Linked DNA regions of Homo sapiens: region 1 is linked to region 2. A link is an interaction called in ENCODE POLR2A ChIA-PET data of the cell type or tissue named here. Cell type or tissue: GM12878. All regions are shown on one strand. Links, peaks and the distances in the headings refer to the core of each region. The heading gives the core; the rest is flanking DNA.

Region 1 (6,337 bases), core at 1,155-5,154, 110 kb before region 2:
TAGTCAAAATAAATAAATCAGAGGTATATGTATCAGCACAGAAAAATCTTTTTTCTTTTTTTTTTTTTCCTTTTTTTTGGAGTCTTGCTCTTGTTGCCCAGGCTGGAGGGCAATGGCACCATCTCGGCTCACCGCAACCTCCACCTCCCGGGTTCAAGTGATTCTCCTGCCTCAGCCTCCCAAGTAGCTGGGATTACAGGTATGTACCACCATGCCCAGCTAATTTTGTATTTTCACTAGAGACAGGGTTTCTCCCTGTTGTCAGGCTGGTCTCAAACTCCTGACCTCAGGTGATCCGCCCACCTTGGCCTCCTAAAGTGCTGGGATTACAGGCGTGAGCCACCACACCCAGCCTGAAAAATCTTTAACTATTAAAGATCAGTTAAAAAACAAGTTGCAAAAGAAAATGTACAAGGTGATATCATTTATAAAAATATTTTCATCTTATAAAGGTGGTATTTGTATAAAAATAACTACAAGTTCCTTGTGGATATAGAGGTAGTAAAAGTATGAAACATACATGACAGTGACACTGAGGATAGTTACTATATCTGGGGATGAAGGGAAGTAGATGGGAGGGGCTTAAGGAGGGAATTTCAATATCTGTCACTGTTTATTTGTGAGGGTTAAAGTAAATACTTGTAGTGGGTGGAATGGTGGTCCTCCAAAAGCTATGTCCACCAAAAGCCTGCGAATATGACCCTATTTGGAAAAAGGGTCTTTGCAGATATAATCAAGTTAAGGGTTTTGAGATGAGATCATACTGGGTTAGGGCGGGCTCTCAATGCAATGATCAGTGTCCTAGAAGAGAAGAGAGGGAGAAGGCACACTGAGGAATGCCAAGGACTGCCAGCAGCACCAGAAGCTAGGAGAGAGGCACAGAACAGACTCCTAGCTTCTCCTAGGCTCCCTCTGAGCCTCCAGGAAGAACCAATCCCGGTGACATCTTGATTTTGGACTTCTGGCATCAGAACTGTGAGAGAATAAATTTCTGTTATTTTTAAGCCATCAAATTTGGGATAATTTGCAATATTGTATTTCTTTCCTAGAGCTGCTGTAACAAAAGTTAATATATGTCAAACCTGGGAGGTTTGTGTGTATTTTCTGTATTTCTCTCCATATTTTAAATACCCGAGGAAGAGGTTTGCAGGTGCAAACCTTCAGTAAAATGCCCTTTAATGTCTCTCAGCTGCTTTTGGCTCCAGATATACGGGTACACTTGATAGTGGAAACTGAAGTCAGTTCTCTGTTCCATTTTCTCCTTTGCCTAACTCTGGCCATTTACCAAAGAGTTGCTAGCGTCTTGGCTTTTGGTGTTCTCTATAGCATGTTCAAAAGTTCTGACATCAAGCCCAGAATCAACATTTTCCAGAATGATTATGTAACTGTAGTAGGTCTGTTGCCTGATGAATTGGGGCAGGTCAATACGCCAAGACACCAGGTTGCAGAAAAGAAAGCAGTTTAATTGTACAGCTGTTGAACAAGGAGACGGGAGGAAATCTCAAATCTATCTCCCTGAGGAGTCTGGGGCTAGGGTGTTTAGGGGTTTTAGAGTGGTCCAAAGTGTGGAGATTGTTGATTGGTGGAAGAGTGCAGGGTGGTGTCGGGACAGGGGGATGAAGAAACTGTATTCTCTTGCGGATTCCATTCCTCTATAGGGGCCTTCAAACTGGGTGGTGTCAGCTATTTCCCTGGAATTCGGAATTTGGAAAACATCTTAAGCAAGTCTTAAAAGTCTTATGACTCTAATGTCACAGATCTTATCTTTGGGGACAGCAGGGATGCAAATGGGCAGTATCTGGAGCTACATAGCTTTTGGTTGCAAGGAAGTGGGTCAAAGTATAGTCTGACTAATGCTTAATTATAACTATATTTCTGCCCAGGATTCTTGTTAACTCTGTGAGGATGGCTTCAATTGCAAAGTCTTTTATTATTTCTTTGTTATTTGTGCAAAGCAATGAAGTGTCATTTAATGTATTTTGTAGCAGTTAATGGATAAAAAGAGTTAGATGGTGGGCCTCTGGAAATAAGTATTAGCTTTTCAAATGAATAATTATGGAAGTAATCACTTTTTATTAGTCTTTTTTTTTTACTGTAATTTGCATTTTTCTGGAATATAAATTTGACTTGCAATGGGAACTCCTACTAAACAGAGGTAGTACCTTACAAACATGGGTGGAACCTAAGGAAGGGCAAGAACAGCAAGGCCTTGTGCATGGTAGAACCTGGAGCTTTGTGCAAAATCAGAAAGTCTTTCTTTCAATCAGCTTCCTCTGCTAACTCGCCATGCCAATGACCCAAGATGGCACAGCATGCCTAGTGAGGTACGATTTTTAAAAATTGATTGAGAGGTGTCTGTGTTCTTAGGCGGAGGCAATACCTAAGCCAGGAGGAAGGATTTGTTTTTATGAGAGGGCTCTCTTGAATGCTCCTACTTAGTTGTGCAAATGCAAAGTTTGCACCCTTTCTCTTGAGGAAAGGACTTCCTAGGACTGAAGAACAGAGATTCTGTCCATTTTTCCTTAGAATTGAAGTCCAGTAGCTCATCAGGGTCAACCAAAGTGGTTCTGTCCTCTGGCAGAACAGGATACCACAGCTTCCAAAAGGGATGGCACCCGGAGGGAAGAGTGAGTTTAAGCTGGCAGCTAGAACTAAACACAAAATGGCAACAGTTGGATTCTCTGAGGCCCAGCTCTCCTGGCATTGAGTTGAATATGTGAATGCAAGTCAAAAAAGTTCTGATCTTGGAGGCCAAGCATTAGACTCTGGGCTGAGGAAGACAGGCAAATATCCATTAGCCTGCACAAGACTGGCACTGAATGTTGAGGCTGTGTGGCAGGGATCAGACTCATACTGCTGTGAGCTCATGAGATTTCCAGTTCCTTCCTTTTTGAGGTTTGATAGGGTCAATTCTTCTGCACCAAGAAAGCCCCTGAGAGTTTTGGACAATTAAGTGGGAAGGCCTCACTGGGCAGGTCCTGGAAAAGAACATGTGACGACTTGAGTAAAATATTGGAAAACAAAAGATGTAAGACCATATTGTTCCCTGAGGTGGAGAGGTGTGTCTTATAGGACACGCATATGCCCTTTCAGTTCAAGAATCTACCACTGAGTGGAAATTCCCAAGTGCATGAATCTAATTAGCTTGACCAGGTCAGATGCCCAATTCTGTTCCATGCAGCTGGGACCTCCTAAGCAGGGAGGCCAATTGGCAGAGTTGAGTAGGCAGGCATTGACAGAAAGGTTATCCTACATGCAACACAGAATTTTTTTTTTAATTACAGTTCAACCACTAGCTTAGCAAAATATATCTCCAGAGTACAAAATGCTACCTTCACAGATTCAAACAACCATTATCTAATAACATAGGCTAAAAAAGAGACAGTCAGTGTTGCTCAGAACAACACAGACAACTCCAGAAGGACATGAGTTTAAACGCTGTCAACTGAACTGAATCACTTGGGAAAAATTAATCAATCTGAACCTCAACTCTCCCATCTGTAAAGTGACCACAATAATACCTACTTAATAAAAGAGTTCTAAATATTATTTATCTTTGGGTTTTTTTAGAGACAAGGTCTTACTCTGTCTTCCAAGCTGGAGTGCGGTAGCACAACCATAGCTCACTGCAGCCTCGAACTCCTGGGCTCAAGCAGTCCTCCCACCTCAGCCTCCCAAGTAACTGGGGCTATAGGTGTGCACCATGCTTAGCTGATTTAAAAAATTATTTCAGAGATGAGGTCTTTCAGTGTTGCTCAGGCTGGTCTCTAATTCCTAGCCTTAGGTGATCCTCCTGCCTCAGACTCCAGAGTAGCTGGGATTACAGGCATGCCTAACAGGTTGTGAATATTAAATACAGTAACATCTACAAAATGCCTTGTCCCTGGCCTACAGCCTATTCTCAGGAAAAGGTCAATGTTCTTTTATTTATTTGTTTATTTTTTGAGATGGAGTCTTGCTCTGTCACCCAGGCTAGAGTGCAGTGGCACAATCTCAGCTCACTGCAACCTCTGCCTCCTGGGTTCAAGTGATTCTCCTGTCTCAGCCTCCCAAGTAGCTGGGATAACAGGTGTGTGCCACCACACCTGGCTAATTTTTGTATTTTTAGTAGAGATGGAGTTTCTCCATGTTGGCCAGGTTGGTCTTGAACTCCTGACCTCAAGTGATCCACCTGCCTCAGCTTTCCAAAGTGCTGGGATTACAGGTGTGAGCCACCGCGTCTGGCCTTCAGTGCTATTTTTAACTATACTAACAAGAGTTAGCAGTGTTCTTCCAAGGTGTCTAATATACTCCAGGGTATTGTTCTCTGAAATTTGTAAGCGCTTTCAGACTCTTTGGGAAAATGTACTATACTGGAAAGAAATTTTATTTGTGTTGTGTTTCTGGTTTACTGACTAAGTTGTAGAGGTAAGACAAGGGAGGGCTGTAATATTTTTCTGGCTGTTCGACTGTTCTAAAATGGGGAGTGAATTAGTCAGAACTTTTACAGTTGCAAGTGAAAGAAATCCAACTGGCTTAAACAAAAAAAAAAAAAAAAAAAAAAAAAAAAAAGGAGATTTACTAACTCATGACTAACTCATGTAAATGAAAAAGCCCAGGGGTATCGTGACTCCCAGATTATTTGGACTCAGGTACACATAAGTCAAAACCAGAAAGCTTTTGGTCATGCTTTCTCCTGCATGGATGCATTGTTAGACAAGCTCTCCTGCAGTTGTAGCAAATATTCCAGAAGGAACTCCAGGCTCTCATTCTATTCACTGAAAAGAGATCATCTCTTTCTTAATAGTTTCAGCAAAAAACTGGAGGAAGTTTCTCATTGGCCCAAGTTGAGTCACATGCCCATCTCTGAACCAATCATGAGGTCAGGAGATAAATTAGCCAGGGCTGGGTCATGTATTTATCATTAGAGCTTGGGGCTGGGGTAAGGGTCAGCTCCACCTCAACTACATGGAGGGGTAGTAGGGAGTCTCAAAGCTTGATTGGGACACTTTTACCAATAGAAAGAGGGTGGGAATGGTATGCCAGAGAGGCATTAAACAAACAGTCCCTGCAGAAGGAACTGCAGCTGTAGGAGAAAAGTTAAAACAAAATGACTATTCTCTGATTGTTTTGCTGCTACAAAATGATTTTGTATCTACCTCATGGTAGCCACTGAAATTTATTTTCTAATTCCATTTTAAAAAATTATGTAAATCTGTTTGAGAATGTATTCTAGGATGACAAAAATGAGGCCAACTACATGAAGATTAACTTATCAGAAGCTGCAAATAAATTGATTATTTTACATAAGAGTAGTTTCATTCTAGCTGGATGATTTTTGTATGCATGACCACTACCCTAACCATCCTATTATAACAAAGGAAATTGCCATCTGCCACTTTGCTTGTATGAAATATTTCTGGAGGTGGCTTGCCAACTTCAGCCAGAATTATAAAACTAATGAGTTTTTAGCTACCATATGCACAGAGTGTAATAATAGCAGGTTCTAGGCAAATGTTGTCTACTTGCTTCTGGAAGTGCTTTCCCTCCATGATAGGAGCAGATGCCCAAGCCTCTATTAAGAATTCTGTTTTCTTCATAAATCTGTACAGTGACATGGAGTCCTCATATTCTCATGAAGTGAGTTTTATATGGAAAACATGGCCCTCATTACCCTGTTTCTTATGGGGTTTTCAGCCTCTGTTTTGTGGAGACTGGCCCTTATTATGTCAGGATAGAGTACCAGATGCCTTTTAGGAAATTTGGCCAGTTTGAAATTTCTAATAGGTCTTCTGCTCTTTTGATGCTTTACTGATTTATGTGAAGGCAAACAAGATTTTAATTTCCTAATACTACTTGCTATTTATATTAAAATGTCTATTTGTACCTACACCAGTGCTTTATGCTATAACAGTCAGAATAGGTTAGATTATGTGGTTGTAACAAAGGCCCCTGAATGTCAGTGGTTTACAATAAAGCCTTATTTCTCATTCTCACTACATGTTTCACCATTTTCCATAGATTAACATGCAATTTGTTTCCTTGGGGCTCTAGTTCATGGGACTCCACCAGGGGAAATCCATTAATACTCACAGGAGAATATTAGGGGGGTGGTGAGAGAGTATTATATCGATTTATAATTTAGGATGCTTAAAAAAAAACAAACCTAATACCAGAAAATCTAGCTCTGTCTACTGATAGTTCCTAGAAGCAACTACAGCCCATGACAATAAGCACACCTAGATGTTGGTTTCTAAATTCCATTCAGCAATGATGAAAGAAATCAGGGCTCCTTGGAAAAATGGCTGATTCTCAGTTTAGGTCAGGGAAAGATTGTTTCAGAAAATAAAGACACATT
Region 2 (6,337 bases), core at 1,628-5,627:
TCGCTTGTATTGGTTATATACTCAGAAGTGAAATTGCTGGATCATATGGTAATTCAGTGTTTCATTTTTTGAGGAACCGCTATACTGTTTTGCACAGTGGCCGCACCATTTTATGTTCCCACCAGCGATGCACAAGGATTCCAATTTCTCCACATCCTCACTAGCACTTGTATATTTGGGGTTTTAGTTTTTGATAACAGCCATCCTAATGGGTATGAAGTGGTGTCTCACCGTGATTTTGATTTGCATTTCCCTCATGATTAATGTTGAGCATCTTTTCATGTGCTTATTGGTCATTTGCATATCTTCTTTGGAAAAATTTGTATTCCAGTCTTTTGCCCATTTTTTAATTGGGTTTTTTTTGTTATTGAGTTGTAGAAGTTCTTTATATATTCTGGATATCAATCCTTTATCAGATATATAATTTTCAGATATTTTTTCCATTCTGTGGGTTGCCGTCTCACTCTGTTGATTGTGTCCTTTTAGGCACAAAAGTTTTTAATTTTGATGAAGTCCAACTTACCTATTTTCCTTCCTTCCTTTTTTTTTTTTTTTTTTTTTTTTCTGACGGAGTCTCACTCTGTCGCCCAGGCTGGAGTGCAGTGGTACGACCTCGATTCACTGCAGCCTTTGCCTCCTGGGTTCAGGTGATTCTCTTGCCTCAGCCTCCTGAGTAGCTGAGATTACAGGCACACACCACCACGCTCGGCTAATTTTTTTGTATTTTTAGTAGAGACGTTTAGTAGAGATGTTGGCCAGGCTAGTCTCGAACTGCTGACCTCAAGTGATCTGCCGGCCTTGGCCTCCCAAAGTGCTGGGATTTCAGGCATGAGCCACTGCACCTGGCCCTATTTTTTCTTTAGTTGCCTGTGCTTTTGGTGTTAGATCAAAGAAACCATTGCTAAATTCAGTGCCATGAAGCTTTATCCATATGTTTTCTTCTAAGAGTTAGAAAGTTTTAGGTCTTATATTCAGGCATTTGATCCATTTTGAGTTAATTTTTTTATATGGTTAAAGTAAGGATCCAACTCAATTTATTTGCATGTGGATATCCAGTTTTCCCTGCACCATTTGTTGAAAAGACTGATCTTTCTCCACTAAATGGTGTTGGTGTTCTTACTGAAAATCATTTCACGTGAGGGTTTATTTTCTGGTCTCCCTGTTTTATCCCATTGCTCTATATATATGTCTGTCTTTATGCCAGTACCATATTCTTATTTTAAAAATGTGATTTAATGTTTTCAAAATAGTCCTGTGCCAGGGAAGGATTGATAGTTTTTTATAAAGCAAAACTTCAGTAGATTTTAAGTTTCAGTGCCAGGCTTAAGACTTGGCAGACCTGGCATATAATAGGTGTGTGATTTGAGAATCATGTTTGAAGCCAAAGGAGATCTGAAAAGAAAACAGAAGGCCATGGGGAATATTTGCAGTTAAGAGAGAACAAGAAGGTGGTGGGGGGAACAGGTGTGGCTGAATTATGAAAACTAGAACTGTTTATGTTTTTGCTTTGGTTTTTCCTCTCAATAAAGGAATAATATACAGTTTCTGATGTAATAGCAGGAAGAGAAAAAATGGAAGCATTGATGATACTAAGGATGATATGGTTATAAACCAGTTTAAGGGAAGAATTAAATGGTAGTACAGTAAAATTGAGGCTAAGGTAGACTTCTAAAAAGACATAAGTGAGGGCAGAAGGAGACAAGGAGTGAGTAGATGCCAGAGAGGTAGGGTACTTGTGAATACAAGATTTCTTGGATGTCAAGAAGGAGTGAGGTCAAAAGCAAGTGTTAAAGGCTTTAGCTTTTTAGAGGGATTTACCTCTTTTTTTGAGCTAGAAGAAGTAGACAGAGGAAGGTGTATTTTCAGGTACAGGGATCCAAATAAGCATGAAAGAGTGGCCACCATCCATCTAGTCCTCTGTCCAGGTGAGGATAAAAAGTAAGAAAGGGAATTTCAAAAGATAAGATCTATAGGAGTAGTTGTTAACCTTTAGGAGAGGAATGTCAGGATGTGTGGAAGGGGCTAGTATAGTTCAAAAATGTTCCCCAAGTCATTCTGGATTCTGGTAATATCCTTACCTGCTCCCTTTGAGAGCCATTCATTTATGTCACTTCTGGGGTTTTTGTTAGAAGAGAATTAGCAGACATAGATAAAGTAATTTTTGTTTGAACTTCATCTAGAATTTGGAGTGCTTTAGTCTGCATAATAACAATAACATCAGGGTGTTAAATTTTTCCCCTTAATTTTCAAGGTGGTTTAATACTAGTAAGTGTTACTTCAGTCATCTGTGTGTGTGGTAAACGTGTTTGTGTTTCATTTACCTGATGGAAACTTAAAACTATCAACCGTACAAAAAATCTTAAGGATTGTGACAATAATAAAACAGTTCTTTATAGTTTAAAATGTAGTTAGTTATATAAGATATACATAAACAAAATAATTAAGTGGTAATGTCGCATAGTTACAATTCTGGGTATGCTCAGAATAGGGAGATTACATTAGGAGAGTAGTATTTTTTAAACTATGGACCCATGGTCCATTGTTGGTTTATGAAATCAATTTAATTGCTATTTACTAGTGTCACCTCACTCTTTTTTAAGTGGACTAGGATAGGCTAGAAAATAGATGTTGTACAGGACTCTTACTACTGCATTGCAGTAAGATTTGGTATTCTGTGAAACTTTTAAATATATGAATGTTTGTAACTGTGTACTAAATTAGATGGAAAATATATTTCTTCTGTGAGTTGCAGCCAAAAGTGTTGGAAATCCATTGTAGGATGTTTTGATAAGTTGATGTGTACATTTAAAAATAAAGTCTCTCAATTTCGTCTGCTTGTAGCATTCATTCCTAAATTTTTAACATCTTAACTAATCACATATATATATTTGTGTGTGTAAGTATAAAGTATACACACATATATATGTGTACATATATATTTTTTTTTCTTAATAGGTGCAATGGATGAGCTTCATAGTCTGGATCCAAGAAGGCAAGAGTTATTGGAAGCTAGATTTACTGGAGTTGCAAGTGGGAGCACTGGAAGTACGGGCAGTTGCAGTGTTGGAGCTAAAGTGAGCAAAATTCTCATCTTTATTTGACAGTCTTTCTTTCTATTAAATGATCTAAAATAGTATGTAAAGGATTCCTACATAACGTGCTTAACAGCAAATGTAACTTTTATAATGTGTAGAATAAGATCAGTGTTCATAAATGCGTTTTTAATGTAGTATACCATATTTCAGGGGCATTATAATACAGCATAATATGTTTCAGGGATAAAAAGGAGTTTGGTAGATTGTACTGCCTGTCTCCCACTATGTAGTTTCTTATCCTTCCTGCCCTTATTATCCATGGTCCTATCTGTACATCTAATCCACAGTTTCTAACTGCTGCATAAAACTTTAATAGTGTATATCTTTTAGGCCAGGAGTCCTCAACCCCTGGGCCAAGGACCAGTACCAGTCCTGTTAGTAACCGGCCACACAGCAGGAGGTGAGCGGCAGGAGAGTGAGCATTACTGCCTGAGCTCCACCTGTTTGATTCAGCAGCGTTAGATTCTCATAGGAGCATGAACTCTATTGTGAACTGTGCACATGCAAGGGATCCAGGTTGTGCACTCCTTATGAGAATCTAATGCCTGATATGAGGTAGAACAGTTTCATCTCTAAACTATTCCCCACCCAACCTCCACCTTCCCTCTTTTTTCATGGAAAAATTGTCTTCCATGAAACTGATCCTGGGTGCCAAAAAGATTAGGTATTGCTGTGTTCAGCCTTTCAGTGATAGACCCAGATTGTCTACCTCAAACTGTGATGAGTTTTCATGTACTTGGGCTCTTATGGACCTTTGTGACCATTTATTTAGGATGTTTTCCCAAGAGTACAATTGCTAGATCATAGGGTATGTATAGACTGAAATTGGATAAATACAAGGTTGCTATTCAGAACAGTTGTACTAATCTGCATTTTCAGCGGAGTGCATGAGTATTTCTGTATTTCCATATCGCAGAAACACTTGACACCATCCACATTCCTCATTTAAGTATAAAATATCTTCTTGTTTTACTTGTACCATCAATTATTTTGAGCATTTCTTCTTTTTTTTTTTTTTTTGAGGGAGTCTCACTTTGTCGCCCAGGCTGGAGTGCAGTGGCATGATCTTGGCTCACTGCAACCTCCGCCTCCCAGGTTCAAGCGATTCTCCTGCCTCAGCCTCCCAAGTAGCTGGGATTACAGGTGCTCACCACCATGCCTGGCTAATTTTTGTATTTTTAGTAGAGACGGGGTTTTACCATGCTGGCCAGCTGGTCTCGAACTCCTGACCTCAGGTGATCCACCCACCTCGGCCTCCCAAAGTGCTGGGATTACAGGCGTGAGCCACCACGGTCGGCCTATTTTGAGCATTTCTTTGTATGCTTGTTAGGTTGTTGGGAGTCTTAGAAATTATTTTAATTCTTTGTCTGTTTTTATATTAGTATTACTTTCTTTTTTGAACTGATTTTCTCATGTTTCATGTATATTCTACATGTTGATTTCTTGTTGACTTCATACATCGTAAGTAACTTCTCCCACTTTGTCATATGTCTCTTACTTTGTTCATGGTCTCTGTTGAACTGGAGTTGTGTGAATTCATAGCACATTGAACTCTCTAAATTTGTTGTAATCAGTCTCACCAGTTTTTTGCCTTACGGTTTGTATCTCCAAAGTTTTGACTAACTCTTGGTATTTAACAGAAATAAGCATCACCATTAACCATTTGGGTCAAATAGACCTTTTTGTATTTTTATATTTATAAGCTATTTTACTACTAATTTATAGACACATGAATAAAAGTATTATGAAAAACAACTTTATTAGATATTTTAATAAGAATTACCTTGTACATCTCTTTGTATCAGGTAAATTTTGGCTCACAAACATAAAAGATGAAAGAGTACTGTGATGTGTCCTTTGAGCATAATGAGGTGGTCCAGAATATGGTTGCAGAATATTATATGATGCAGTCCTTACTGTGTTTTCTTTTTTTCCTTAGAAATATATTGTTCAATTCATTGATTCTTGAATTTGAGAAAATTCGTCTAGCATTATGTTACCTGATTATGTGAGATTTTACATATAGTCAATATCACCACCATCAGCTTCAGAGTCTAGACATGCAACTGTTGGTGTTTATATTTTCTGATTCATCTAATAATTGTAAGATGTATTCCTCTGTCATTTTCTTCTCTTGGCCATCGTGGGTGGAAAATGAAAATTTTTGAATTCTTAGGTGGAGTCAGTGAAAGCTAACATTAGACTACGAAGATGGTATTCTAGTCTTTCAAAAATATTCTTAAAAGGCCGGGCACGGTTGCTCACGCCTGTAATCCCAGCACTTTGGGAGGCCGAGGTGGGCGGGTCACCTGAGGTCAGGAGTTCAAGACCAGCCTCAACATGGAGAAACCCCGTCTCTATTAAAAATACAAAAAAAAATTAGCCAGGCATGGTGGTGCATGCCTGTAATCCTAGCTACTCGGGAGGCTGAGGCAGGAGAATTGCTTGAACCTGGGAGACGGAGGTTGCGGTGAGCCAAGATGGCGCCATTGCACTCCAGCCTGGGCAACAAGAGCGAAACTCAGTCTCAAAAAAAAAAAAAAGAAAGAAATTCTTAAAAGATGAAGCAAGATGAAAGATGATGCAGTACTTGAAAGATAATGGAAGGCAAGAAGAAAACTGAAAGATGATTTATTTTACTATTGCACCATCCTTTTAGGTTATTAAATCTGTATTTTTCTATTGTTTCCATAACAAACTAAGTAAACTTAGGAGTTTAAGATAACACAAATTTATTATAGTTTTGTAGGTTAGAAGTCTGTTACTAGTTTTATGGGCTAAAACCATGGTGTTTATAGGACTGTAATCCTTTTTGGAGGCTCAAGGGGAGGATCAGTTTCCTTGCCTTTTTTAGTTTCTTTCTTCTTCTTTTTTTTTCCCTCTGAGACAGGATCTCACTCTGTCACTCAGGCTGGAGTGCAGTGGCATGATCTTGGCTCACTGCACCTTCTGCCTCCTGGGGTCAGGTGATGCTCCCACCTTAGCCTCCCCAGTAGCTGGCAGTACAGGTGCGTGCCACCGTGCCCGGCTAATTTTTGTATTTTTAGTAGTGAAGAGGTTTCACCTTGTTGCCCAGGCTGGTCTTGAACACCTGGGCTCAGGTGATTTGCCCACCTCGGCCTCCCAAAGTGTTGGAATACAGGTGTGAGCCACTGCACCAGGCCACCTTTTTTAGTTTCTAGAGGCTGCTGTGTTCTTTGGCTTGGCTATTCCTCCAGTTTCAAAGCCAGCAACAGCCCATC

Evidence for each region. ChIA-PET counts read pairs that join two places held together with the same protein. Peaks named below come from ENCODE experiments on the same cell type or tissue, not always from the same donor. Only the 100,000 strongest peaks of a DNase experiment are listed, where the experiment ranks them.
Region 1: POLR2A ChIA-PET joins it to region 2 with 5 read pairs; 2 of 35 experiments call an interaction of 5 or more read pairs at or near these places.

The regions. Positions count from the first base shown.
Region 1 is chr2:171,225,783-171,232,119 of GRCh38, reverse strand. It overlaps a transcript of TLK1 not described here. Among named protein-coding and RNA genes, the nearest start is that of TLK1, 68 kb to the right of the region's middle. In GM12878, for the core only: no CTCF peak of the experiment used is centred there; a DNase peak (open chromatin) is centred at 3,051.
Region 2 is chr2:171,114,476-171,120,812 of GRCh38, reverse strand. TLK1 (tousled like kinase 1) reads left to right here. Exons shown (of 21, transcript NM_012290.5): 2 at 2,956-3,074. Among named protein-coding and RNA genes, the nearest start is that of TLK1, 43 kb to the left of the region's middle. In GM12878, for the core only: no CTCF peak of the experiment used is centred there; no DNase peak of the experiment used is centred there.